Regions from separate parts of the Mus musculus genome. Here all the other regions are linked to region 1. Evidence: chromatin loops called from intact Hi-C (ENCODE). Cell type or tissue: left cerebral cortex. All regions are shown on one strand.

Region 1 (4,000 bases):
CCCCCGCCGCCGCCGCTGCCGTTGCGCTCCAGGTCTGCAAACAGCGAGCTGGGCATCGCTCCGCCGTGCGCGCCGCGCCCCAGCCGGCTCTCTGCTCGGCAGCTAGAAGGTGCAGCCACAAAGGCAGCCGGGAAGCCGGCAGTCAGGGGCGGGGAGGCCGGTCGGCTGCGGAGGGCTCCGTGGCTCGTTTTTCGGCGCTCGGAGGAGTGGGTCTCTGCGTGCAATCCGCACCGGGCAGTGGCTGCAAGAGCCCCCGCCTGGGTCCCCACCCCAGATCTGCTGGCGGTTGGGGTGGGGGCAGAGCTCGAGCGGCGGCCGCGCGTGCCCCCCGAGTGCCCGGCTGGCTGGCCACAATGCCGAGCGCAAAGCGAACAGGCGAGCGACAGCAGCGTTTCTTTAAGGAGCCCCTCCCCGGCTCCTCCACTCCCTCCCTCCCTCCCTCCCGCCCGCCCTCACTCAGCGCTTTTTCCTCCTCTCCTACCCGCCTCTTGACTGAGCCTCTGCAGCCAGACGGCTCCGGAGGGGGACGAGGGAGGCGCAACGTCACCGGCGGGAGCTGACACTACAATGCTACTGACACTATCGCTGGGGGAGGCGATTGGCGCGCGCCAGGCCGGGGGCGGGCGGAGGCCGGGGCTGAGAGAGCGGAGCCAGCGCCACCCCCATCGAGCTCGCCGCAGCCCGCCCCGGCCTCCTCCCGGCCGCGCCCCTCCCCCGCCGCCGCCGCGAACGCCTCTCTTTGTTGTCTAATGCGGGACCGGCTGGCTCGGGACATTTATATGTACCTATCAGCCGAGGACAACCACTGTCCTCAAGTCTCTTTCCTCTCCAGGTTGAGAAGAAAAGGCGCCCAACTGTGATGCCAGCCGCCAAGCTCCAAAGAGCGGTCCTTCTAAAGTCCCGTTACTGCCCCCAAATAAAGCATCCCTGGAGCCGACGCGACCACTAGGTGGACGGTATACTGTACAAGGTATCTGTACCACAGGGCGGCCCAACCCTGGGACGCGGAACCAAAGGCTCGAGATCCTGGGCCCCATTGGTATTGTGACTGCTGGGCGCGAGCTGCCCACCTGCGCGGGAGCGCACGCCACACAAAAGACACGCCCGCCCACACTGCCACTCGCGCGCGCGCTCACATTTCCGTCCCCTTGGGTAGCACTTTGCCCAAGTGGCCCTGAAAGAACGAATGCCAAAACCAGAAACCGGTTGCAGAAAGGGCCCGACCCGCACCGCTGCAGGTGACCTCTAGGGTCCCGCACATGCCTGGCGCGCGGACTGAGACCCCGCGGGCTCCCACACGCGCACGAGCGCCGCGCGCCCACTGCCGGGACGCCAGCCCTACACTGCCCGGGAACAGTGAGGGCGTGCGCGCCCGCCGCTCCCAGGCCCGCCCCTCCCTGCGGTCAGGCATGCGCAGTGCCTGAGAGGAGCCCAGAGCGCGCCGGCCCCGCCCTCCGCCCAGCCCGGCCCCGCCGGGAGGTGTGTGGTCGGGCCTGGCGCTCTTTGTGCGCTTCTCGGGTTGGGGGAGGCGGCGGAGGAAGGGTGCGACAGGACTAGCGGGCGGCCAAGGCGAACTGCGCCCCCTCCTGGCTTCTCCACCGATAGCCTCCGAGCGCAAGCGAAAAGAAAGGAGGTTTTGAGGGGCGGGCCGGGGCGGGGTTCGGGCCTCGGCGCATCTCCCTCCTGCGAGAGGAGGACGCCCCTTCCCTGCTCAAAGCGCATCCGCTTCTCCGTCCTTTGTTCCCGGAGCCCGCCTGTTTATCCGCGCCCCTGCGCCCTGCAGGCTAGTAGTCCAGGCTTTCCCTAATCCTGTTAAGGTCTGCCGGGAGAGACGCCTCCTGGTGATTCCGAGGCGACTTGTGTACACCGCAGACTGGTTTACTGGAGAACCCCTTCCCCGCTGGGGGCGACCCTGGGGACCTGGGGCAGATCTGAGGGACCCAGAAAAAAGGGATCACCCCGCACCTCGGCTTTTATCCACAATACCTCCCCTGCCCAATGCCTGGGTGGTTAAAAGTGACAATGGTTGGCAGTGCACTTGGGAGCGGACTGTTCTGCCAGCGCCTGCACTTCCAAGCGTGCGAAGGTGATCCCAAGCTCCAAACTCACCTGGAGCTGTCTCGGGGCAGAGGTGCTGATTATTTCCCTAGGGAAATGAGGCTGAGGTGCGGCTTTACTGTGGCTATTTCCTCAGGATGTTTACGTCAGCTTCCCCAAGCTGGCTGTGTTTTTCTTCAAAGAATCAGTTCTATAAGGGGCGGGAGTGGACGGGGTGGGGGTGGGGGTAAGAAAATGGTGGTGCAGAGAGAGTTCGCTGACCAGTAGAGAATTCCTGCTTATGAACTCGGAGTCAAATTGGTTTGTGAATGAGGAAGGAGTGCACTTGAGGACCCTAAACTAGGTACTGGAGCAAAAGCGCCCTGCCTAGAAAGAGTAATGAAAGAGCATTCATGACGGCAAGAAGCAAAAGAGAGCCTGGCCGCGAGGCCCCTGCCTGTCATCTGAGAGGGTGAGGGAGGGCAGGGATTTCAACCAATTCCAGGACAGCCTGGGCTATATAGTGAGTTTTGGACCAGTCTGGGTTACAACGTGATATCCTGATTTTTAAACGTTAACAAAAGAGGCAGTTCTGAAAAGCCCGTTTTCACCTTGCAAGCACAACATGTTAGCTTCCTTTTGGGGTCCACTGCTGTTCCTTTAAAACGAACACGAAACTGATTGTGTACGTGTAACTGGGATGGAGGGTCCCTCAGGAAACTTGCTGCAGGGAGCTTGCCCATAGATTTTTTGCAAGCCTGCCATAACTCTATTCCCCCTGGAACCTGCTTGTAATAAGATTTCAGATGAGTTGCTCCTGAAAATTTGGAGGATTTGGCTCTTCAGGAAGTCCCTGGGGACCCTGTCTCATTAGCAGGAAGGTGAATGCAATGCTTCACCAAGGTGACATGTTTAATGTCACTCTTCCCTGCTGGATGAAAGCAGGAACGGCACCTGCTTATAACTATGAAAGGTGGATGAAATCACACATTTTGCCCCACATGAAAGAAAGGTGGAAACTCTGACCTTAGCAATTCATGACCATCTAGACAGGTCCAGGTAGGTCCAGACAAAGAGCCTGTTTGGTGAAAGCTGTGAAAATCAGTGTTCTGAAGACACTGTATTGAATACATCCCTGAGAGCGTTGCACGATGATTGATGTGCTAGAAATTATGTCTGACAACGCCAGACTCCATTTCCAGCTGGACTTTTTGTGTCTGTGCCGACTATGAAAAGGCCAGTACCCATCTTCCGGTGGGCTGTCTTAACCGGAGACCAGGACAAAGGGAACTCATGTATGTGTGGATGACAAGCTGCTGGCTGGTGCCTTCCTACCAGCCACCACCCTTCTCTGCTTGCATGCAATGGAGCATCTGGAATGCTTTCAGACCCTTGAATATATTTCTAGAAATAATTCTAGAAATAATAATTTCTAGAAATAATTTAATAATAAAAAAATGAAATAATTTCATTTTCAATTAATGTCTTATAAGACACCATACAACTTGCAAGGCCTGCTTCTGGTTTTAAATACATACCCTAATCCCATAGTTTCTGTTTGTTTGTTTGTTTTGTTTTGTTTTGTTTAGATTGTTCCAGGCTCCTATTGGACCCAAGAGCTTAACTATTTTCCTGATACAGGACCCCATACCCCCAAGGGCTTTTTCATGCAGCCATATTATGTTTATTATTATAAGAGAAGAGTGTGCAGAAAATGGGCCGTCAAGGAGCATTTCAGCTGCTATAAATTATGAAAGGTTCAAGTTATCTCCTGAAAGCAAACAGTAACACAGCCTGTTTTCCTTTCCAGAGGTCTGCAAAGCTGTTTTGCACACATCTTGCAGACTGAATACATGGCAGGAGGAATTCAAATCTCCACGTGAAAGAAAGCTAGCTCACTTCAATCCGTGTGCCTGAGCTCGAGTAAAGCATTGGTACAAAAATGATTGAGATGGTGAGGGAA
Region 2 (4,000 bases), 340 kb before region 1:
CTACTCTCAGATGTCACAGCCTGAATGGGCATAGAACCAAGCCACCGACCTAGTACAGAGTGCCAAAATGAATGGCCTAGCCTAGACACCGACCAGGTGGGAAGACTTCCACTGGGTAGGAAAATGAGGCTGGCAGAAATGCTAAAATCCTAAGGCACGATGCATGTGCTAGAAGTGGTGATTCCCAGGGCTGTGGCTGTAGGGCTCCCTGCAAGGAGAAAGGCAATTCCACGTTAATTTGGGGGGCTTGCAACCAGGTGTGCTTTGCGTTCACTTGCTTCGGGCTTTTATGGTCTCCCTTCTGCTTGGTACCATTTCATTAGGAGCCAGTGAGATGTATCTCAGCGTGGTGCAGAGAAACATCTCAGTGGAGCGCAGCTTGCCAGCATTTCTCCTTCCCTGGCGAGATTCAGGATCCCTAACAGTGGGTTTCTGATGCCTTGGAGGTGCCAATCTGTTTCCTGGATCTGCATGGACAACCTCAGTCCTCTCCTTGGTGAATTCTCTGATGTCTGGGCCGAGACTTTGCCCTTTTCATGACCATGGGAATAAGTTATCAACAGAGAAACAAGGAGCACCATCCTCCCAGTGAGGGACTATGGGTGCTCACTCTAGGGCTCCCTGGCCCTCCCGGTCTTTTGAGGCCAATAATTTTTCTTCCCACCCCATTTCAATCTCCTGATAGAAGACATTCTTTGTCATGGATAACTAGATGAACACAGAGCTCAAATGAACCACTAGCTGGGGGCTTTACAAGAGCATCCTTGGATGAAGCAGCCTTTGCAAGGCTTTCCAAGAGGGACTCACTTAGAGTGGCTTGTAAGGCATACATGCAAAACTAGGAGAGAGGCTGAATTTCACTTCTAAAAGGTCCCTCTTTTCCTGTTTCCTCCTTTAAACTATAAAGAGCTAGCCAGACAGATTTCCTTTGTCAAAGGAAGGCAGGCATTGTCTAGTCACAGAACTGCACCTAGATCTCTATTCACTCGGTAAACAGTCAGACTGATTTTTTGGGCATTTGGGATAAGAACTCAGTGTGAGTGTGGTATTATCTATATTGAAAAGAAACACTCTCCACTCCTTTGTATTTGTGTGACTGTCCAATTAAAAAGCACCCTCCAAGGCCAGGCAGATCATAACGAGCAGATGCAAGTGTTCAAATCCACATAACCCATGGAACTTGGGCACTGGCTCCTCAAATAACTGTGTGGTTTGGAACCATTTTGTTTTTCCAGTGTTGAACAATAAGCTGATTAATTCCCATTTTTCAAAGTCAGTTTCAAGCAGTAGTTTTTTTCTTCTTCTTCTTCTCCTCCTTTTTAACATCTACAGAAAACCTGGAAGGGAATACAAATTTCTTCCTGGAAAACACATCTCCCTTCCTGCCCTCCCTGCACCCTCTGATAAATAACATGAGCATGCAGTGATTTGCCAACAGCAGCTCCAGGCATGAAGCACAACATCTGCTAGCGAGACGCTGGAGAGACAGTGGAAGGCATGCTGGCTGCCTGCCCACCTTCAGACTCCAGATTTTTGCTGACAAGGCTGTCAATAAATGGGCAGATGGCATGGACTCTGCTGGCGGGAGAGTTCAGTTAACCTGACTCCAGACATTATCTCCAGTTCATGGTGCACTGGGCTGAGCCCTTCACTCGACCATTAAAGCTGTTCCTTGATGGAGCACAGAGAGCAAGACATAAGACTGGGAAGGAGGAGGCAAGCGCTCGCTTCCTTTAATTACATTAACTGAGTCTCTCCTGCAGTTGGCAGGCAGAGTGAGTGAGATTATTTAGCCCCTGTGACCACGGAAGTGGAGCGGGAGCATCCACACTGTATTTCATGCTGTTTAAACATGGGCATCCCATCCTCGGGAGCAGAGTACCTCCCTGGGGATAGAGTTTGGCATAAAATAAACACCCAGTAGGATGGATCTGGGGTCCTCCCTTGCAAGCAGGCAAGCTCTTGCATTGTCTTACAAGGACTGTCTGCAAACAAGCTGCAGCCAGTGTTCTTTACCCAGAAACAGCTCTGCTAACTGCAGAAACGTCCTCTAGTGGCGACTTGGGTAAAACACCCTCTGCCATCTGAGCATGCTTCAAACTTGTGGCAAGGGCAGTTTAATCTAAACTCATCAGACTAAGGAGCTGAGCACTGTGCTCTGAAGTCAGTTATTTAAGCAATCGGCCCTTTTTTCCATCTCTGCAGAAATCAGCTGCTGGAAGTAATACATGCATCAATGCTACACACCCGCATGGTATTGCAGAATTACAAAGTGACTTTGCATACTTTAACAGTGGTTTTTGACTGGGAGTGACTTTGCCCCCCCCCACCCCCCAACCCTATCCCTGGCCGGGGACAATGCCTGGAAACATACTAATGTCTCTAGGACAGAGAGCAGCAATGCTGCGGAGTGTCTCCACTGCACAGGCTTCACATTCACCCACAACAAAGAGCTCTTCCGACCAGAGTGTCAGCAGTGCCAGGGTTGAGAATCCTGCATCAGGACAAAGGAAATGAGTGAACATTTCTCACATCCCTTGAAAAGAAGAGCAAAGAAGGAGCAGCTGGTGGGCATGCAGAGGGGAAGCTGGGGATTTGCTCTTCGTGTCCCAGGTAGACTCACAACAGTGTCATTATTCCAAATGCTATTCACTAGTCAGGAAACAAGCAGCTCCCCAAGTTCTTACAGCTGTACTTCCATCAGATCTGAACAATGAAACATCGCATCCACGAAAGCCATTTTAGTCTAATTCATGTTTATTAAATGAGAATACCCACCTGGCGCCAAACTGGGACTGCAGAGGCTTCAGTGGAAGAGTGTTTTAAAACTGGTGCCTGGGTATTGTGGCTCATGCCTGTAATCCCGGCACTCAGAAGGCTAAGGCAAGAGAAGTGCCATGAGTTCCAGGTCAGTCTGGAGTACAGAATGATACTCTCTCACACAAGAAACACACACACACAGACATGCACACACACACTTATGCACAGGTACATGTTCACATATGCACAGGCACACATGCACGTGCACACACACATGTGAATGAAATCAAAAGATTAAATAAACCTAGCAATTAAAGTCTGGGACAGAAATCAGACTGGAGGGGTTGAGGGGGAATTAAGCTGAGCACAGAATATATGAGGGTAGGGGCTTAGGATTTAACAGATATGATCACATTTTCATTTGTCGTCTGTGGTTTGAGCAGCTTTGCATGTAACCACTAGTCTTAAAGGTATAGCACTCCTTTAAAGATATCGGTGAAGCTAAACACTGGCCTCTTTCTTGTTAGTTTTGTAGAACTGTGTATCCCTGCCCCCTGCCCCAAGAAATCATATGTTAAAGTGTAAGGCTGAATGCTGCCATCAGGATCAATGAGATATCCCAGTTTACACCTAATCATACTGAGTAGGTTGAGCCTCCAACCCCATGAGGCTGCTGTTTTTATCTAGAGAAGAAACTTAAACCCAGATTTCCACCCAAACAGATGTCAAGGCAAAGGTCAGAGTTTTGCCAACAAGGTCTTTGAATCCAGGAGACATGCACAAAGCAGATTACTTCTTGCACCCCTCTGAAGGCATCTACTTCCAGAACCGAGAGCCTAAATTCTGTCGAGGAAGTCATCTGGGATTTGTTTTGGGCTGTGATGACAGAGTTCTAGTTAACCAGTAAAGATGAGGTGAACACTAGAACAAGGCAGGGGCAGACAAATGATCCTTACTAGAGTTTTCTTTCCCAACTGATGCCTGCAAACTACTACTTCTTCAGAGCAGGCAACTCAGAGGATCCACCTTGGGCTCAAAGGCCGGCATCCCTCCATCTAACAGGAAGCAGGAGCGAGGTAAGTGATTAATTAATTAAGAACATACATTTCATTATGCCCCTGAGCCCACCTTTCAGGAATTCCTGATGTATAGCTGGGAGACACTCTCCTTTCTAAACCAGCATGAGAGGTGGGTAATGAGGGTGATACTTCTACTATTTTGGGGAAACCTGGTATTTCCA
Region 3 (4,000 bases), 300 kb before region 1:
TTGAGCTTTGTTAACCCTGTAAGCTCAGCCCCCAGTGACACATTTCCTCCGACCAAGCCACACCCATTCCAATAAGGCCAAACCTTCTAATTCTTCTAATTCTTCTCAAGTAGTTCCACTCCCTAGTAACTAAGCACTCAAATATATGAGCCTATGGGCAGCATTCCTATTCAAAACACCACACAGAGGTTTTAAAAGGAGTTATGGGACTGGCAAAACATACCTGTATGTCTGCAAGGGTGTTCTCAGGGAGAACTGACCCATGAGACAGTGACTGAGACAGGAAATGTCCTGGTTAGCTTTAACTGTCAGCTTGACACAATCTACAGTCTTCTGAGAAGGAAGACTCATTTAAGGGGTTGCTAAGATCAGATTGGTCTGTGAGCATTTTTGCAGGAGATTCTTTTAATTGTAACTGCTATAGAAAGGCCCAGCCCACTGTGAGCAGCACTATTCCCTAGGCAGGAAACACTAGACTGTATATAACACAAACAAGCAACAACAACAAAACTTGGTTAAGCATGAGCCTCTGAGTGAGCCAGCGTGCAGAATTCCTCCATGCTTTCTGCTTCGCGTTCCTATTGAGCTCCTGTCCAGACTTCCCTCAGTGATGAACCATAGCCTGTAAAATACAATAAACCCTTTCCTCCCTCTGCTCCTTTTGGTCAGTGCTTTTATCACAGAAACAGAAATGAAGCAAGAACAGAAATGTTCTCCTTCAGTGTGGGATGCATCTTCCGACAGGCAGCAGGCAGCTCAGATAAAAAGAAGTCTGAGAAAAAGCAGTCTGCTTGTCTGCCAGTCCTTTCTTCCTGAGAGAGCATGTCTACCACAGCTGCCATCACCCATAGGCATCACACTCCGGCTCCGTGGGCCTTTCAGTGGGCATTGTGAAAATTCTTTCATATACTACATCCTGACAGCAGTTTCCCCTCCCTCCTCTCCTTCCAGTCCCTCCTCTCCACTCCCTTCTCCCCAGATCCACTCCTCTTTCCTGTCCCTTAAAAAAAGTTCAGGCCTCCCAGGGATAGCATAGCAACAGAACTTGGCATATCAAGTTAGGAGTTATGGAAACAAACTGTGGAGCAGAGACTGAAGGAAAGGAAATCCAGAGACTGCCCTACCTGGGGATTCATCCCATACACAATCACCAAACCCAGACTCTATTGTGGATGCCAATAAGTGCTTGCTGACAAGAGCCTGATATAGCTGTGCATGAGAGACTCTGCCAGGGCCTGGCAAATACAGAAGTGGATGCTCACAGCCATCCATTGGACGGAGCAGAGGGTTCCCAATGAAGGAGCTAGAGAAAGGACCCAAGGATCTGACAGGGTTTGCAGCCCCATAGGAGGAACATCAATATGAACTAGCCAGTACCCCCAGAGCTCCCAGGGACTAAACCACCAACCAAAGAATACACATGGTAGGACCCATGGCTCTAGTTGCATATGTAGCAGAGGATGGCCTAGTTGGTCATCAATGGGAGGAGAGGCCCTTGGTCCTGTGAAGGCTCTAAGCCCCAGTGTAGGGGAATGCCAGGGCCAGGAAGTGGGAGTGGGTGGGTTGGTGAGCAGGGGAAGGGAGAAGGGGATAGAGCCAGACTACCAGGGGGGATTGGAATACTACTCCATAATAGAGGTGGGAAATTTGTCTGGAGTGCAGCTCTAGCAGAGGCAGCTGCTAGTATTACCATCCCCATGACGAAGGTCCATGGGAAACTACAATACAATCTTACATGGTGGCAAATGGCTCAGGATCTACAGGAATGAAGATAGGGTCACCTCCTTCAGGAGCTTCAGGAATAAATGTAGGGTCACCTCCATCAGGTAAAAAAATCATGATCTGCCGCTACCTTGGCAACCCTGACTGTACTTAGGAATCACTTTTGGGCACTCAGTGCCAAGTGTGTTCCTGAAGTCTTTCCAATTTTCATAAGTCATTTCCTACTCAGAGACAAAGCTGAGTCTCCAGGGTTTGCTGCGAAGAACAGGTGAAAAAATGTGCCTTGTGCCCTCATCTCCCTACAGAAATGACTAGAGAGGTCAGGTGCCCTGACCAAGCTGCTCTGTTGCCACTGTTCTTTTGTGCAGCACGGAGGTGTTTCACCGGAAGGTATATGCTCTCTGAAGGCTCACGATGTCTGCCAAACAATCAATGCTGATATTTACGAGCACCGAACCTGCCAGGCATCTCCTCAGTGCTTACTGTGTCCAGTAGGTCACCATTTCTGGGAAGGTATACCCTAATAGCCTCCCTCTGCAGAGGAAGAAAGAGGCCTCACGTCATTAAGATCTCTGTCCTGTGTGCCAGATAGTTCTGACTCCAGACACTGTGCAGCGAACTGATGACAAGAGGAGGGGAAAGGAGCTCACCAACTTCCATGGGGAGATAACGTGTTTTTACACAGTGCTCCCTGGAGGAAGAAAAGGCTTTGCTTTTGTGGCCTTCATCTGGATTCACAGCTTCTGCTCAGTAAGGGAGGTGGGTGTGTGGGTTTGAAGAAGCAGGTCTCCACTTTGCTCCAGAAAAAAATGACTCACCAAAGCAGTGAGACTTAGAAAGCTAGGCACCCACACCAAATGGCCCTGATGAAATGTTCTAGAATCTGGAGCTGATATTTTCCAACTCTAGATGTTATTAGGCTAGGCATTGTTGTGTTCCTTGTTTTTAGTGGAGAAGGAAGGCAGATACCAGCTCTGGAGGAGAGGATGAAGGTGGAGACAGAGAAGCAAAGTCGAAAACTGTTGGATATTATGTTACTTTTCTCCTACTCTGTATCAAATACCAGACAACATAAGAAAGATTCCATTTGATTCCTGGTTTCAGGAGGTGTCAGTTCATAGTGGTAGGGAAACTATAGAGAGACCAGCTCTGTCCATAATGGTGGTGCTATAGTTGCATCTATTCACATTGTGACAGACAAGAAACCAGAGAAGAGCCAGGACCAGGGGTTATAGGTTACCTTCAAAAGCATCTCCCTAGTGTCGTGCTTCAACCAACTTCAGAAAGTTCCACATTTTCTATAGTATCACCACCAGCCGGAGAATAAGTGACCAAAATAGGAGCCAATGGGTGACATTTCAGATTCAAAATATAATTCAGCCCCTACCCCCCAGTAATTATGATCATCTGATAATGCAAAACCTATTTACTCTAACTTCAAAAATATCCTTACTCTTAACAATTATAATATTGTTCAACAGGCCAAAGTTCAGAGTCCCTTCAGACATTCAAGCCAAACTCATCTATATGCATCTGTAAACAAAAATACATAAATCTAATATACAGTGGCACACAGCACTCCTTTCCATTCCAAAAGGGAAGAAAGGAGGCATATAAGGAAGTGTGGAGCCAGCTGGTCCCTCCAGACTGGACACAATCATCACTATTCTGAAGCTGCACAGCTGTTAAAATGTGTATAAGACACTCAAGACATCAAGCCCATTAATATTTTCCCAGGGAGGGAGGGAGTGGCTCACAAGACTCATGAGATTCACGAGGCTTGTGAGATTCTCCCAAGGTCTTCACCAGACTGTCTTCAATCAAGACATCTGTGAGGACTTGTATTCCTTCATGGAGGTAATGGAGAGAGACACAAATAATAAGGCTTCCTCTCTCCTCAAGGTTCCAATTGTAGGCGGTGGTTCTGATGCTAAGGCCCTGTTCCCCCAATTGGTTCTTTTTTTTTAATTGGATAATTTCTTTATTTACATTTCAAATGTTATCCCCTTTCCCGGTTTCCCTCCCTCCCGGAAACACCCTATTACATCCTCCCTCCCCCTGTTTCTATGAAGGTGTTCCACCACCCACCCACCCTCTCCCACCTCTCTGCCCTTGATTCCCCTACACCGGGACATTTTTTGAGCTTTCATCAGATAAGGAGCTCTCCTCCCATTGATGCATGACAAGGCCATCCTCTGCTACATATGCAGCTGGAGCCATGTGTACTCCTTTGTTGATGGATTAGTCCCTGAAAGTTCTGGGGGCTCGGGTTGGTTGA
Region 4 (4,000 bases), 280 kb before region 1:
AATTCAAGTACATGTCCTAAAAAATGGCGAGAGTTCCAGGGAGTATAACATGGAGTAGCGGGATCCTTGGTGAACGTAATATGAAGACGCTGACCAAATGGCCTTGGCTTTCGGAAGGGAACTAGGAATGGATCAAATTCTAATCATTACAAAGGCAAACATGATTCAAAAATGTTGGAGAAGCCTGAGACACTGTGATCCCTCAGTAACTACTCAATAGGTATTTCCAGGCTAACACATCTTGCATGGGTGTTTGGAGTAGTTTCTTAGATACTTCTCTCAATAATCAGCTACATCTCCTACCTGTTTCCAACTCCCATAGGCCCAGCCAGAATTCTTTTCCTAAAATATAGATTCTGGATTCATTATTCACTGTTGAGAATGTGTCCTTATCATGCCCAGGGTAAATATAAAAACATCAGTCTGCCACTGAAGCCTCGGGATAATGTGGAGCCACCCTACTTTCTAGTCTAGTCTCTCTTGCATCTCATTCATGCCAATCACTTTAGAGTGACTGCCCTGGGGTTGGGGAGAGACTTGGAAAATGCAAAAGCAGCTTCCATGGATTGGTATCCTGTGTCCATCACATTCCCTCGCTGTGTGACCTTACTACTGTCACATTACTAATATAAGCCCATTCCATACACTGAAGATGACATCTCTCTCAGGATGTTGTTACAGGATTAAGTGAGCTAATGTGACAAAACACATAGTGAGTATTACTGATTCCATGGCACGTGCTCTCGTGCCTGAGGGAGTGTCCCCTTGCTCTCTGCTGAACATCTTCCCACTCTGCCCATCTCACACCAAGATTACCACCTCTTTGAAGTTCTCCATTCTCTTATTTTCATATGAGCCAAGGTAAAATTAATCACTGCCTTTGTGCTCCTGGGAGATTCATTTGGTCCCAATTAGAGCAATATTAGCATTGTGTTTGAAGTAATTCTTTACCACAGCTTTCCAAGCACAAAGCAGTAGTAGGCTTGTCCTTTTGCTAAGGGCCACGGGCTAATTCAAGCTTTGCAGCCTTTGATGTACAAATAATGAAAAGAGAGGGTGCGTTCTTAATCAGAAATAAAGAAACATCACTTGCTACATCTTCAAGGAAAAAAAAAACCATGCTTTTTCACTGATAATAAAAAGCCCAATTACTGTCTTCTTTAAACCATCTACATCTCAAGGGTTTAGACAGTGCTTGTGACAGGTCATTTTTCAATAAAGATCTTCTAATCAGGTGGGATGGAACAAAGTCATCTTCCTGGGGATAAAGCTGTCCCCATCCACCACCCAAGTTTCATTACCGCAAAGTACATCTATTTTGAAAGAAAATTCTAAAGTGAACTTCTCATAATATGAACAGCTAAGATGCATTTTAATGAGCAGCAGAAAGCTTATAATATCTCACGGTACTAGCCGGCAATATGTCCCTTTTCTTGCCAGTAATATTTTCAATGAGGAAAGCATCTACAAGTATTTCTAGCTCCCTTCATGTTATTAAAAGTACCCTTGTAACCTAGCAACCACCAAGATACAGATATTAAAACAGACACTTCATGATATATTCCAGTACTTTGCCATCCATAGCATAAACGTCTACATTCTAATAATTACTCGCTCCTTATTTATGGGAATAATTCAATGCCATTTCCCCCCACTGTCTTTTGCAAACCCCCTTCCCCTTCCCTTAATATTTTGACCTATCTGCTCAGAGGTAAAGTAAGGGGAAGATGAAGTCAGCTCAAAAACAAGCAAGAGTGGAAGGGTGTGTCCTAGCGGGTCAGGAGAAAGTGGTTAGGAAGCTCAGCCCACCCAGTCTGACCATAGCCCCTGGGCCTTGTCCTTTAGACATGATCAGACTGTTCTCTTTGCAGTGGACAGGCACCTCATTGGTTGAAAGCTTTACATCATGTTGCAGTCACTGAGGCCACTGTGATGAATGCCTTCTGTCTTCTTGCAGTCTCATAATCTCTCCATTGAGGCATCAGAAGCTGGCTAAAGCTGTCACGTGACCAACTGTAGACCAATGCAACAAATCTGTGCGCTTTTATGTGCACAGGGTGGAAGGGCTGGTGCCCTGGCTTGAGGTAGGCAGAAGAGAGTGATGGGAGTGGAGTTAAGGTAAGCTGAAGGGAAGAAGAATATCACCTCCTAGGGGCTGCGGTCATTAGAGACACTGATGGAAACAAATCCTTCCAGGACAGGATGGTGTCTCCATGGGCACAGTGCTTGCCGTGAAAGCATGAAGGCTTGGGTTTGGATCCGCAGCTCCCGTGTGGATCACGAAGCTGAGTGTGGTGGTAACAGCATGTATTGACAAGCCCAGCACTCAGCAGATGAAGAAAGAAGGGTCCCTGGAGCTTACTGGCCACCAACTCAATGAACTCCAGGTTCAGTGAGAAACTCTGTCCTCCAAAATAAGGTAGAAAGAGAGACTGGGGAAGAGACCCAATGTTGATCACTGACCTCTGCATTTTCTCACATGTGCATACCTGCATACACTACTACTGCACACATATGAAAGAATCTCATTTTAGTTTAGTTTACTTTAATTAAACTCTTTCCACCACACGTGTCCAGGGTACTGGGGAATAAAACACAAGTTTAATAGCTAGAAGAAACTCTAAACTTGAAAATCAGGGGCCCAGGAGATGTCTTAGAGTATAAAGGTGCTTGCCACCAAACCTCATGACCTGAGTTTGATCCCTGTGTCCCACATGGTGCAAGGAGAGGAGTAAGTTAAGACTCTCAAAATTCATTCTCTGACTTCCACAAGTGTTTCACAGCACTAGCACATCAACACACACACATGCACACGCACATGCACAGACACACAAATGCAGGTACACACTCACATATCGCACACATACACACACATAAATAAAGTTTTTTAAAAAGAAGAAGATCACAGTTGTGATGAGATTAACAAAAGAAGGAACGTGAAGAATAGAGAAAAAGGAAGTGCTTAACTCTAAGCCTCAGGCAGGATGACTTCTAAGGGGAGGCGGTGTGTTATGGTGATAATGAATAAAGATGATTGATGTTATCAGCAAATACACTGTCTTCTGGTTCCTGTTTTCTGTGCAGCTAATGAAGATAAACTTAAAGAAGTATACAGAGCCTAAAAGGAGCTGTGAGTGTGACGCTGCTACTAAAGCTAACAGGCAGTGTTGCTTCCAGCACCTCTGCAGTAAGAGTCTAACTCCTGCTTCACTCCAGAAGCCACAGGTTAAAAAGCAAACAATAACAAATTATAAAGTTTCAGGAGATGGAAGACCTCGGAGGTCCCCATGCAGGCAGTGTCTCAGAAGTGACTCAGAGGCTTGGAGGGCAGGGGATGGAGGTGAAGAACGATCATTCCTGAATATGCATATGACCCCTTTCCAAAAACCATCACATCTACTGGATTACAATATCAGTGGCACATCTTGGCCACTGGGTGCCTTTGTGACTTCCAAATGAAGTCATAAGGAGACTCTCCCCAATCCACTCCTGCAGGCACTTCAGTCCCTAGTGGTGAACTGGGCACAGAATTCACTTAAGGTTTCCATGTTTGTGTTGCTTCCATGTTTGTGTTTCTTCCTCCTAAGCAGATTCCCTTGCCTGTTCTCTTTCTTAGCTCTCTCTCTCTCTCTCTCTCTCTCTCTCTCTCTCTCTCTCTCTCTCTCTCTGTGTGTGTGTGTGTGTGTGTGTCTGTGTCTCTCTCCATGTCTCTCTCTGTCTCTCTGTCTCTCTCTCTCTCTCTGTGTGTCTCTGTGTCTCTCTCTCTGTCTGTCTCTCTCCGTCTCTCTCTGTTTCTCTCTGTCTCTCTCTGTCTCTGTCTCTCTGTCTCTGTCTGTCTGTCTGTCTCTCTCTCTCTTTCTCTCTCTCTCTCTCCTGTTCCACATCCTTGAGCTGGAGGAGAAGATGGACCAAGAGTAGTGGTGAACAGCCCAGCTGAGACTTAAGAGGAGGCAGTCACAGTATGGGGCATGACTTTCCCATAAGCCTTTCCACCCTGTGA
Region 5 (4,000 bases), 200 kb before region 1:
AGGTAGGTTACCCCACAAGATAGGGGAAACCTCAACTATAGGCTCCAGATGTTGCCTGATAGCATTGTTAGCCCTTCCAGCGGTGGAGGAGAGGGTTTTGCTAATACATCCCAAAGGACTTATCTGTTTATTTGGATGTTGAGCCTGGCACAGAGGTGGACAAAGAATGGCTCCATGAGGGACGAAAGGTACCACAGAGAGACTCTAATTAGGCTCTTCACCTTGCAACATTTAAAAGGTGAAACTCTCCAAGTCTGGGGAGTTTCAATCAGCCTTTGTAGATATAGCTTCTTTTCAGGAATTCTAGTTCATGTTTGGTTGACTGATTGATTGATGATTGACTTAGTTGGGTACACTCATGGAACAGACGATGTACAAGTTAGAGGACAACCTGTGGGAACTGGTTCCCTCCTTCCAACATGTGGGTCCCAGGGATTGAACTCTTATGTTCTGGATTGCCAGAAAGTTCCTTTGCCCATTGAACTATTTGGCCAGCCTAAGAGACGGTATTATAAAAGCACAAAGCTTAGCAATTGTATCAACATGATCAAAACAAGGCCTATTACTGTCATAGCACACGCACCTGCACAAGCTCAACTTATCCCAACACCTTTGAAACCATCTTGCAGGTTCTTTTCAAAGTACCCACAGTCCTTGGGTTCAGTCTCCTGCCCCTCAACACTGCAAATGTGTATGTGTGTGCATGTGCATTTACTTGCACTCTGGTGGAAAGGATTATTAACCAAACCATTGTTAAACAGCCAAAATATAGACTGCATGCTTCTTCCTCTTTCTACTTCCCCTAACACAGAGCCGTAGCCTGTGGCAAAGTCTCCCCACACTAATCCACAAACATCATAAAACGACACCCTACTTGTTCCAAGGCATGCACAACAAATTTCAGAAGGATCCGAAGAAGGTCTCGCAGTTACTTACAGATTGCCCACCACACTATCATGTGCCTGGTGCCACCTTATTCCTGTCTCCTGCAACATCAGTCAGTATCTGTTGCATGACCCCAGGAACTCATTCAGCAAATAGGACTGCCTGAGGAAGAATGGTCTCGCCATTGGTTCTCCATTCTTGTGACTGTTCATGGCCAATGTCTTGCAGTTTTTACTAAACCAGCAGTTTTGAGGCTTACCAATGGCCTTGCACATTTACTGTAGTGCTTAGATATGATTACAGTTAGGCCTGGGCTAGGAGACAAATCCAAGGGAAAATACAGCAGATTTGGCTCAGAACAGCCCTTCCTCCCTGGTGACTCAGTGTTTGCAATTTAGCCAAGATTATTTTCTTTCTTTCTCTCAATCTGATTCTCTTCTATTACAGTGGATGCCTTCTGGGGGAGATGGAGGCTGGACGACACAACTACGGACAATCATGTTGTTACTTTTCTGAGTAGTTCTGAAGCCCGAGGACTGGACAGCTGCGCTTGCCTGGCTCATTCATGATCATTATCATCAACAACTTTTTGTTTTAAAATTAGGCTCCAAAGAGCCTATTTTAATGAATTGTTTAGGGTTGCAGTCGTGGTCTGAAGGTATTTAAAATACCTCTTGTGGGAAGAACAAATGTTTCTGAAACCCAAAATAGACAAATTGCACTGGCCTACTTTATACCAAGTCCTAACAAGGCACCAAGGATGAAAAACTTCCCCGTTTCCTTCCAGTCTTCACCAGAAATAGGAAAGTGTTGAAGTTTGCTTTGCAGTGTTCAGCCAGTCAAGGGACGACTTTCTTGAATTGTCACCTAGGGCAGCTGGCACCCAGGGCAGCTCCAAATTTTCTACACCCCACCCCCATCCCCTGCAAAGAAGGGGTAGGAGGAGACTGTAAATGATCTTTGTGCTCAAAGCTTATAAATTTACCATTGGGGAAAAAAAAGAAAAAAAATGTATCTTTGTGGGTAGGATCAATGGGTTTCCTAATGAAAAGCACGTTGCACTGCCTACCCCTAACGAGATCCCTGGGAGAGCTGGGAGCAGCCGGCCTGAGGTCTGCACAGCTTTCAAACCTAACTGCTTCCAGGTGCCCAAGGATAAGACTTGAGCTAGGCTAGTGTTCTTTTCAACCTTCTGCGGAGCTGTCTTTGTTCCTATGAGTGTAAAGTTTCCCCTCATTCCCCTTTTTATGACCACAGGTTTCTGGGTTGCCTAACACCCAATACAAGAGCACCAAAGGGCTTCGTTTCATTGTTTTGCTGGGTTTTATTGACTACATGTTTTATTCAGCTCATGCTTGCTGGGAAGAGAGGCAGTAACAGCTTACTTACACCACTCCAGTGTCTCCTTTTCTCAAGTGCCCAGCAGACTTTCATTACATCCACATGTAGATGAGAAGAGGAGGAGGAGGAGCAGGAGGAGGAGGGAGGAAGAGGAAGAAGAAGGCGAAAGGAAAGAGGAAGAAGGGGGAGGGGAAGGGGAAGAAATAGAAGGAGCAGGGTCCTTGATAAAAGTGTCAAAGCATGACCCTGTTCCTTCCTAGAGGGATCCTTGAATGTCAAGGGCTTTGCAAAGAGCAGCGATTTGTTCCCGCTGTGGGCCTGGAAGTAATGCCCCACCCCTCATTCCACACCCCTACTCCCACTCCTCACCCCATCTCTTCCTCTTTGGAGAGACTCCAAGGAAAATTTCTTATTTGCAAACTGAGGCCTCAGGAAAGTGCTTCATGATGTAGCAAGCCTCAAGGTATTCATCCAGCCTGCCAGTTTAATGGCTGACACCTCAGCAAAGACAGTATCTGGGTCTGATCTGGCAGGCCTCAGTTCATTTGTCAGAAACTGTAGAAGCTGGAGCTTCAAATCAGAGAGACTTCGGATCAAATCCCAGCTCCAGTCTCTCCTTGGTACTGTGAACAAGTTTCTTTTTTGTTTGTTTAATTGTTTGTTTTGTTTTTTTGTTTTTGTTTTTGTTTTTTTGTTTTTGAGACAGGGTTTCTCTGTATAGCCCTGGCTGTTCCAGAACTCACTTTGTAGACCAGGCTGCCCTCGAACTCAGAAATCTGCCTGCCTCTGTCTCCTGAGTGCTAGGATTTTAATCCTTTAGGCATGTGCCACCACTCCCAGCGTAAACAAGTCTCTTAATTTATCTGAGTTTCCATTTTCTGGGCCATACATAAACTGGGAAGGAAGGCACTGGCTGGATGGTTGCTGTGAATCTACTACAAGATCATCACAGAATAGTATAAGGATGCTTAGACGCACACCAGTTGGTAGCATGCTACATTTGTTTACATATTTGTCCTAATTACATTCCTATTGTTGTGATAAACACTGTGACCAAAAACAATTTGTGGAGGGGTAGGTATTTCAGCTTACAATGTATAGTTCATGATGTAGGGAAGTCAGGGCAGAAACTCATGGCAGGAACCTGGAGAAAGGGATTGGAGGATGAATTGAATGGAAGACCATTGCTTATTGACTTGCTCCCAAAATTTGCAAAGCCTGCTTTCTTAAATCTAGAGCTACTTACCCAGTATTATCCACGATGTCGAGGGCCCTCCCACATCCATCATTAATCAAGATAAAGCCACAGATACTTGCCGAGAGGCCAATCTCAGTCTTACAGAAACATTTTCTCAATTGAGATTTCCTCTTTCCAGAGTCCTCTAGTTTGTGTCAAGTTGACCAAAAGATTAAAAAGTAAAAATTTCACCAACACACATAGTCATGAAGCACCCCTCAATGCTTGCTCATCAATACCGCCACTTTTTATTAGCATAAGTCAATTGTGCAAAATAATGAGTCTATGATATTATTGTCATTTGTTGCATTGAACATGCACCAGAAGTTTTACAACATTTTCATGTTGCTTTATGGGTCATAATATTCAACTGATTAAAGGTACCATGATGTTTTAGCCATTTCTTCATTATGCTACATTTCAAATGTCCTTTACACCTATGTAAAAAATGATTAATCCTTGAGTTAGATGATTCAGTGAGGGCCTGGAATATCAAAAGCTTCAAGACCTGACTCAGTGCCTATCCCTGATACGATT
Region 6 (4,000 bases), 190 kb before region 1:
CTAGGGACTCAAACTCAGAACATGAGGTTTGGTGGCCAGCAGCTTAACCAGCTGAGTCATCTCAAAGACCCTGAGTTTTGCATTTGTTTAAGGTTGGGGTAAAAAAAATAAGACATAAGGACTTGCAGAAGAAACTTTACAGCCTGCACAGCCCCACATTCCTTCTCTCTGGCCCTCTACAGAGAAGGTTCTACCAACCACAGCCTAGATTGCAATTAGCACTCAACCGTGAGCATTGTTTTTAAGGCTGTGACTTGTGTTTAGGACGCTAACATTTTTGCCTTTTCTCAAAACCAAGGCTGGGCCTGGGGCAGCAGAGAGCATAATCTAGAATACAGGAGGCCAGAATTTCAGTCCACAAGAGGAGACTGCATTATATGGGTGGAATGTGAAGACACCACAGCCGGATGAGGAACACGGCTTTCAGGATCAACAAGGTCAAACTCTGATTCTCGGCCTCTCCATCATTGGGAGTGAGAGACTTTGGACAACTTGATGTAGTTCCAGGAGACAAATTTTTCTCTGTAAGAGAGGAAGCCATAATAAACTCAAAAGGTTGTGGTGAGGATTCAGTGCAAGTATACATATATTGCATAAACTGGTTTGGGTTTTTTGTTTTTGTAATTTATGGAGAGTTCTGTGCAGTTTTTACTCGTTAGACCTGCGTTGAAATGTCATTGAGAGTGACAAGAAGTCTGTCCGCACCCGTCTCCAGACCACTCACTGGCGATGGCTTCCTGTCTTTTGAATGAGTGTTTCTTGAGAATGCCCCCATGCTATTGCCCTCTAACCAGTGGTCCTCAACCTTCCTAATGCTGTGACCCTTTAATACGGTCCCCCAGGTTGTGGTGAACCCCCAACCATAAAATTATTTTCTTTGCTACTTCATAACTGTAATTTTGCGGCTGAGCAGTGACTCAGTTCCTAAGACCGTCAGAAATGTGTGTTTGCCTGCCGATGGCCGTCACCAACGGGTTGAGACGTGCTATCTCAGACACACTGAAGATGCTTCAGGAAAGGGGGCAGGGAAGAAGCATGAGACATGAATTACTTGTATTAGCCCTGCTTGCTGCCTCATCTAGTCACGTGACAAGTGATCTGTCTCCCCACAGGCTCGGGCCAGGCTGTAAGCGATAGCATGTGTGCATAGATATTTTTAAATCCTCTAGAAGACTTGGCAGGATACTCTGAAGACAGCTATTCAGACCCCTTTTTCTTCCACCTCCACCATCTGCCGCATGTGTACTTCAGCCTCAAAGTCGAAAGATGGAGAGTCAGTCCATTCTAAGCATTAGGTTTATATTTTGAGCAGGAAGAATGAGGAGAGAAGTGTTAAGACTCAAGAGCTTCTATCTTTAAAACAAACCCAAGTCACAGCCTCATGAGCCAGCTCCTGGACTCTAACACGATCAGTACTGTGCTAGAGTCAAGCAGACCGTTCCCTGCTCCTAATTGGTACTGAAAAACCCATATATTGCATTGAAGCAGATACTGGAGGACCCTGAAACATGAAGGACAGAGAGAGAAGCTAGGGACTGTGGGTTTTCTTTTGATCACATGGGCCATAGATATGAAGCTGAAAGAGTTGGCAGGAGAAATGCCAAGTGTGGGCAGAAAGCACCCACTTAAGTCAGTCCTCTCGAAATCCCAGAGACAGTCTCAGCTCTACTTCACCTAATATCACCAAAGGAGCAAAGTCCCTTCCCAACTCATATCAGCAAAGGCTGAGTGGAGAGCCTACTTATGGATCCTCAGGATTCAATGACAACCCTTACACACACACACACACACACACACACACACACACACTCACTACACATCTCAAGATTCAGTGCCACCCCGTGCACACACACACACACACACACACATACATACTCACTACACATCTCAGGATTCAGTGACACCCCTTGTACACACACTCACTTACACATCTCAGAATGGTATCACACTGATACCCCTTGCACACACACTCACTTACACATCTCAGAATGGTATCACACTGATACCCCTTGCACACACACTCACTAACACATCTCAGGGTTCAGTGCCATCCCTTGCACACACACACACACACTCACTTACACATCTCAGGATCAAGTGCCACCCCGTGCACACACACTCACTTACACATCTCAGAATGGTGTCACACTGGTACCCCTTGCACACACACTTACTTACACATCTCAGGATTCAGTGCCCTCTTGCACACACACTCACTAACACATATCAGGATTCAGTGCCATCCCTTGCACACACACACACACACACACACACACACACACACACTCACTCACTCACTAACACATCTCAGAATGGCATCACACTGGGCTACACAGGGAGTCTTAACCTCCACCCCTGCCAGTTGCTGCTGATCTTAATCCATACACATGAATAAAGACATCACAGGGAGGAACTCCACCTTTTCATAGGAGGGACCAGAAGCTCTTTGCTGGTGTCGTGAGGGTCATCCTCTGAACAAGGATGCCTACCTTCCCCAGGCTGCAGGAGAGCGCATTCACCCATCAACCTTTTCTAACACAGCAGGGCTTTAAAAATAATAATAATAAAACAAAACAATAACTAACAAACAAGCAAACAAACAGACAGACTAACAAACATACCAAGGTCTTCTGGGTTCTTATCATATGAAAATATCCAGGATTCAAACGAAAACCACATGCCTATCCAGAACCAAGAATATATCAAAAATGAATGTGAAAAGGGATCATTATATTCAAATACTGGGATGCAAGAGATGCTCTCAAAGTCTGAAAAGAGCTTAAGAAAATGATTTTTTAACACTTCAGTAAACAGTTATGTCAGTATATTCTTGAAACAAATGGAAAACAGCCTGAGTAACAGAAATAAAATGCCAGCACAATGCATCTAAGTAGCCAGCACTAGGTTATGGGCCATCTAATCTAAGAAAATATCATAGCTTTGGGCAGCTCAGGGAAGGCAAGGCAAAGACCTGGTTCTGGGGATAACTAACTAATGGTGCCCCCTAAGGAGCAACTTACAAAATGTTATTTTATTTTGATTTATTGAACCTTAGCTTTAGATATGTGAGTGAGTGAGTGAGTGTGTGTGTGTGTGTGTGTGTGTGTGTGTGTGTGTGTGTGTGTGTGTGTGGCTATCTTTCTGTCTTTGTGTGTTTGTGGTACATGGTGTGTATGTGTGAGCTTGCACACCAATGTACACATATGCTACTACATGAACACGGAGGTCAGAGGAAAGCACTGGGGGCCATCCTTTGCCTTTTACCCTGTTTGAGGCAGGGTCTCTTTGTTGTTCATTATTGCAGGTACCAGGAAGCAGGCCTTCAACCTATCAAGGGTTTTCCTGTCTCATCTTATCTCTCATAGGATTGCTAGAATTACAGATAGACACCACCACTCCATGCTTTATGGGGGTTCTGGGGATTTGAACTCAGCTCCTCAAGCTCGTGTGCCCAACACTTTATCCACTGAGCCATCTACCTAGTACATAGCCTTAGGTTCTCTAAACATCTTCTGATCCAGCTCTGCAGACTTTGTGGTAGAAGCCTGTGTGGCCTCTGATTGTGAAAATAGGCAAGAAGAAAATGAATGATGACTTAGAGTTGAGTGGTAACTAATAATTATTTTTAGATATAATATTTTAAAGAATGCTTTGATAATTTTATATATCCATACAACATATTTTAATCTTACTCACTCTCCACTCTTCCTAACTCCTCTGAGATTCACCTGCTTCTCTCATCCTCCCAACTTTATAGTCTCTGTTAGTTTTTAATAACCCTCCTAGTTCAGTTTGGGCTATCTATAAACTCATGAGTGCAAAGCCATCTACTGGAGCAAGGTCAACCAGGGAACATACTCTTAAAGGAAACTATGTCTCCCTTTGACAAGAAGCCATCAACAGCATCTCAGCTGGGAGAGTCAAGGAACTCAACATCTTGCTATGTGTCCAAAAAGCACTTTTTTCACTCTGGCTCTTCCTAACCTCTGGCTCTTACAAT
Region 7 (4,000 bases), 230 kb before region 1:
CAGATCAAAGTGCAGGGACTGGTTCGGATGCTCCAAGTATGCCTGGTCTCAACTAAGACTAAAGCCATTTTCATCTCATAGCAAAGGACAAAGTGAAGAGGGCAATCCATTTAACCACTAAGCCACTGAACTGCCCAGACTAAAGTCATCTGAAATTTTATTTTGCTGGTAAATTCAAGGTGCAACATGAGTGCTGAGTGTTTCACGACAGCATCTTAATTAGCCTGATCATTCTATTCTTCAACTTTCAGGTTGATCTGTTTTAATTTGGCTAATGAATAATTATTGAGGCAGTATGTGGTATGTTCACTTGGCAAATTCTTTGGCTATCTTTCCCTTTCCAAAATTATTTCTTATCTTTCTTTAAGAAAAAAAATGTATTTCTAAAGATGGTCATCAGAGCTCCTTAAATGTAAAACACATTTTATTTCTTTTGTTTTCATTCTTTTCCCATTTTCCCTTTTCCTTAAGTCTTAGCATGATTCCTGTTAAAGGTCTCAGTGTTTCAATTTCCCATTCTCCAGCAAGAAGATCGTGTTCCTGGGAATACACTTACTGCAGAGTAAATCACCATGCATCTCAGGAGGATGCATTGCTCTTTCTGTGGTCTGTCTCTTTGTGGAAGACTCTCGTCAAGCGGTCTAAGTCCCTTTTTTGCCTCAGTGTGCAAGTCTACCCATCTCAGATCTCAACTTTCTCAACAACTATTTAAGACACAAAAAGAAGGTGGCGAAGGGGAGAGTTTGTTTGGGCAGCAAGCTAACAATGATGCTTTTGAAAACCAAACACATAACACAAAGGGCATAGCATCCAGGTAAGAACATCCAGGTAAGGGACAAATGGCAGCATCCCTGACCCAGCCCACAAGAGCAGGTGTGGTCTAGCCTCAGCCAACACTCCAATGTTGATTTCATTTTCTCCAGAAACATGCAAAACTGAGTTTTTATATAAAGTTGCCACAATATTAAATGTTGGTTGCTGGGGTCTATATTTTATATGTATATGTATGTATTTGTGCATACATATACATACCTGTTCATACATGTACGTGTGTTTGCATATGTGTTTGGAGGCCACATGTTAACTTTGGCTGTTGTTCCTCATGACGTTGACCACTCTGCATATTAAGTCAGGGTCTCTCACAGGCTTGACACTCACCAACTAGGCTGGGCTGCTTGTCCAGCAAACCCCAAGGATCGTCTCGTGTCTACCTCCTTAGCATTAGGATTATAAGCCAGACCCATGGTTTTTGTTTTTTTGTTTTTTTTTTTTTTTTGGATGTTTGTTTGTTTGTTTTTGCTTTGTTTTTGTTGGGGTGGGGATAGGGGTGGAGGCTGAGCTATTTTTCTTGAATTGAATTCAAGTCCTCTTGTTTACACAGCTAGCACTTACCAACTGAGCTACGCTCACAGATGTGCTATTGTATATTTTAATACGGTATGAGCCAGGCATAAAGGTCTTCTCCAGCCCCAAAGCAGCCTGTAGCACAAATGGTTGCTACTTCTTAGCTGGAAGAAAGCGAGGCCCACTCCTGCCCCAAGTGTCTGCACATGTGGCCTCCTCCAAGCTTCACACACACACACACACACACACACACACACACACACACACACACACAGTGGGAAACCCCTCACCACACAAGTAACAAGCACACAGGAGGCGCCAAATGTCAGCAGAACAGGTGTTTCTCCCTTAGATGCAACCCAAACCCATGCTCCCACCCCATCTCCCAGGCTCTCACACCCTAGGGAACTGTCACATGACATGTTGTCTTTTGTTGAGGACTTCACCAGACATTCTGCTCTGTGACACAACTCCAAGCTAAAACTGTTCTTCTCTGGTCCCTTCTCAGGCCACACATGGCGCTGGCAGCTCTCCTTCCATGATGAGTTATTTTAATGTCCAACATTCTCAACAGATGGGCACACTGACACCAAAACCAAACAGCTCTTCCTTCTTTTCTGAACTCCCAGCATTGAGTTTGAGACCTGTCTCATACAGAGTTTGCATGCCATTGAATTGGCCGAGAAGAAACACAGAACCTACCTGGTCTGCATTTTGGGATCTATTTTAAAATGCAGTTTGTTTGAGGGTTTTTTTTTATCATTTTATCATTTTTATCATTTTTTTTATCATTTCTCCCAGACCAGGAGATGGCTACTGTAGTCAGATCCCAAGAGGACAGACAAGCCCTGACCCCAGGAAAGGATTTGTAGGAGAGCACCAGGTTAGACAGAAGGTACAGTATGAGAAGAATTTTAGGGCAGGGCTTTACTGTGGTTACCACAGGAACCGATGGTAGTGCATGCAAGGGGCGGATGCTTTGAGTCAGTCCATCTGGGCTTTGGAGCCTGGGAGGAGGAGGGAGGCTCCATCTGCCTGGTGCCTGGTTCTGGGGAGCTGGGGGCAGGCAGTAGCCAGAGAGTAAGAGCATCGTCAGAAGGTGACTGGGTACTGGTTCTGGATTGATTGCTTAGCACATGAAAGAAGATGCTTGCTGCTTTAAGGAACTGGCTTATCCTGAGAAAGCTAATCTTCTCAGGGTCCCAGCAAGGCAGGCCCTAACGTACAAAACATGTCAAAACTACAGAATGAAAAGCCATAATTGGAGCTGGAGATGTACCTCAGTTGACAGAATGTTTGCCTAGCATGCGCAAACCCCTGGGTCCAATCCCTGGCAGCTCATAAACCAGCTGTAATGGTGCTGGCCAGAAATCACAGTCCACAGGAAGGTTAGGAATTCAAAGTCGACCTTTGTGAGTGATGAGTTTGAGGCCAGCCTAGAACATGAAACTAAGACTCAAATTGAAATAAATAAATAGGGCACGGTCAATATCCAGCACATACCCACACACTCGAGAGTATACAGGCAGCGCAAATTAGACTCACTGGGTTTTTAAAAAGAGAAAATAAAGTGGGGTGGTTATATATGTAATCATGTAGGCAAACCTGTTGATAGATAAGAGTTTCTGGGGGCCAATACTTGACTAGAGAAAAGAGTGATTTTATAGAAAGGATGGAGTATGCAGGAAGCAGACATCTGACACCACAAGAGGAAAGGAACAGAGGACAGAGGGGCTCCCTTCTTCCCAGGCTGATGCCCCGGCAGAGATGACATGACCAGTGTCCTCAGCTGATGTGTCAATACTGGGTTCCTTTTTCCTTAAAACCACAGGAAAGGGGTTACGCCGTCTTTATTCCTCAGCTCACGGAGCCTCTCATGCAGGTCAGGCAGGCTGGTAGACTCTGAACCACCTCTGTCTCTCAACTACACTCATACATTTTCAGTGGCTGTCACCACAGTGACCCAGACATGACACCAGCCCCACCTCTAATTTCCCCAGACCCCAACAGGCGACAACAGCTGTTGCATGCGAGCACAAGTCAGCGTGGCAAAGGATTTGTGAAGAGACAGATGACCCGCCCACACAGAAGCGACCAGAAATCCCTGCTCACTGGCAGCTTTAATGCCCAGCCCTGCCCTGCCTTTCACCTCTGAATGCCTAGTGTTCAGCCACATGCACACAGGACCCACAATGCCTTAGCCATTTCTTCATTACACGAGTGTGATTCCCAAGCTTTTTTTTTCATGAGCCTCATCACATTTTACTTTTTTTTCTTTGTTTTGTTTCCTCTCTCTTTTGTAACAGGGTCTCCTTTAACACAGAAGACCTGGCCTAGAACTCCTAATCCTCCTGCCTCAGCCTCCCTGATGCTGAATTTAAAGGCATTTCCACTACTCCTGGACGCATGTCTTTTCCTAATCCCCCTTCTCAGTCCACACCGATCCTCCCCTCCACCCAGAACGAGGCTCCACAAACCTCAAGCACACTCTCGCCTCTCTTGCTCCCTTCTCAGATTGAGCCACTATCCACTCATGCACACTAGGTGAGTGCCCCCTTGCCAGCAACTCCCCGCAGCCATGCTTTTCTCTTTGTGGGAGAGACTATGGCCTGCCATCCTAACAGGTGACAGCTTTTAAGACTAAATAGCTGAGGCT

The links. Peaks named below come from ENCODE experiments on the same cell type or tissue, not always from the same donor. Only the 100,000 strongest peaks of a DNase experiment are listed, where the experiment ranks them.
Region 2: a loop joins it to region 1, with 9 times the contacts of the local background. A loop is called at or near these places in 5 of 42 quality-filtered maps.
Region 3: it touches region 1 in a loop (6-fold over the local background); 2 of 42 quality-filtered maps call a loop at or near these places.
Region 4: a loop joins it to region 1, with 11 times the contacts of the local background. A loop is called at or near these places in 3 of 42 quality-filtered maps.
Region 5: it touches region 1 in a loop (7-fold over the local background); 5 of 42 quality-filtered maps call a loop at or near these places.
Region 6: a loop joins it to region 1, with 2.6 times the contacts of the local background. A loop is called at or near these places in 4 of 42 quality-filtered maps.
Region 7: a loop joins it to region 1, with 4 times the contacts of the local background. A loop is called at or near these places in 2 of 42 quality-filtered maps.

The regions. Positions count from the first base shown.
Region 1 is chr7:82,863,707-82,867,706 of GRCm38, reverse strand. It overlaps Mex3b (mex3 RNA binding family member B), which reads right to left and starts at 374. Exons shown (of 2, transcript NM_175366.3): 1 at 1-374. The coding sequence starts at 56. Gm36584 (a long non-coding RNA gene) reads left to right here and starts at 411. Exons shown (of 5, transcript XR_003946820.1): 1 at 411-2,165; 2 at 3,848-4,000. In left cerebral cortex, CTCF peaks have their summits at 946 and 1,585 (motif pointing left); DNase peaks (open chromatin) are centred at 1,488, 2,465, 2,847, 3,175 and 2 more places; H3K4me3 peaks cover 2,695 bases; H3K27ac peaks cover 2,354 bases.
Region 2 is chr7:83,199,899-83,203,898 of GRCm38, reverse strand. No RefSeq gene overlaps it. Among named protein-coding and RNA genes, the nearest start is that of A530021J07Rik, 53 kb to the right of the region's middle. In left cerebral cortex, a CTCF peak has its summit at 2,057; DNase peaks (open chromatin) are centred at 1,543 and 2,033; H3K4me3 peaks cover 287 bases; H3K27ac peaks cover 431 bases.
Region 3 is chr7:83,159,913-83,163,912 of GRCm38, reverse strand. All of the region lies in intron 4 of A530021J07Rik (Riken cDNA A530021J07 gene), which reads right to left. Among named protein-coding and RNA genes, the nearest start is that of A530021J07Rik, 13 kb to the right of the region's middle. In left cerebral cortex, no CTCF peak of the experiment used is centred here; DNase peaks (open chromatin) are centred at 845 and 2,491; H3K27ac peaks cover 1,453 bases.
Region 4 is chr7:83,143,228-83,147,227 of GRCm38, reverse strand. No RefSeq gene overlaps it. Among named protein-coding and RNA genes, the nearest start is that of A530021J07Rik, 3.2 kb to the left of the region's middle. In left cerebral cortex, a CTCF peak has its summit at 3,450; DNase peaks (open chromatin) are centred at 1,420 and 2,108; H3K27ac peaks cover 297 bases.
Region 5 is chr7:83,059,044-83,063,043 of GRCm38, reverse strand. No RefSeq gene overlaps it. Among named protein-coding and RNA genes, the nearest start is that of Gm36817, 24 kb to the right of the region's middle. In left cerebral cortex, no CTCF peak of the experiment used is centred here; DNase peaks (open chromatin) are centred at 1,323, 1,628 and 2,057; H3K27ac peaks cover 1,512 bases.
Region 6 is chr7:83,053,859-83,057,858 of GRCm38, reverse strand. No RefSeq gene overlaps it. Among named protein-coding and RNA genes, the nearest start is that of Gm36817, 18 kb to the right of the region's middle. In left cerebral cortex, no CTCF peak of the experiment used is centred here; DNase peaks (open chromatin) are centred at 1,227 and 1,543; H3K27ac peaks cover 934 bases.
Region 7 is chr7:83,093,461-83,097,460 of GRCm38, reverse strand. No RefSeq gene overlaps it. Among named protein-coding and RNA genes, the nearest start is that of A530021J07Rik, 53 kb to the left of the region's middle. In left cerebral cortex, no CTCF peak of the experiment used is centred here; DNase peaks (open chromatin) are centred at 1,905 and 2,349.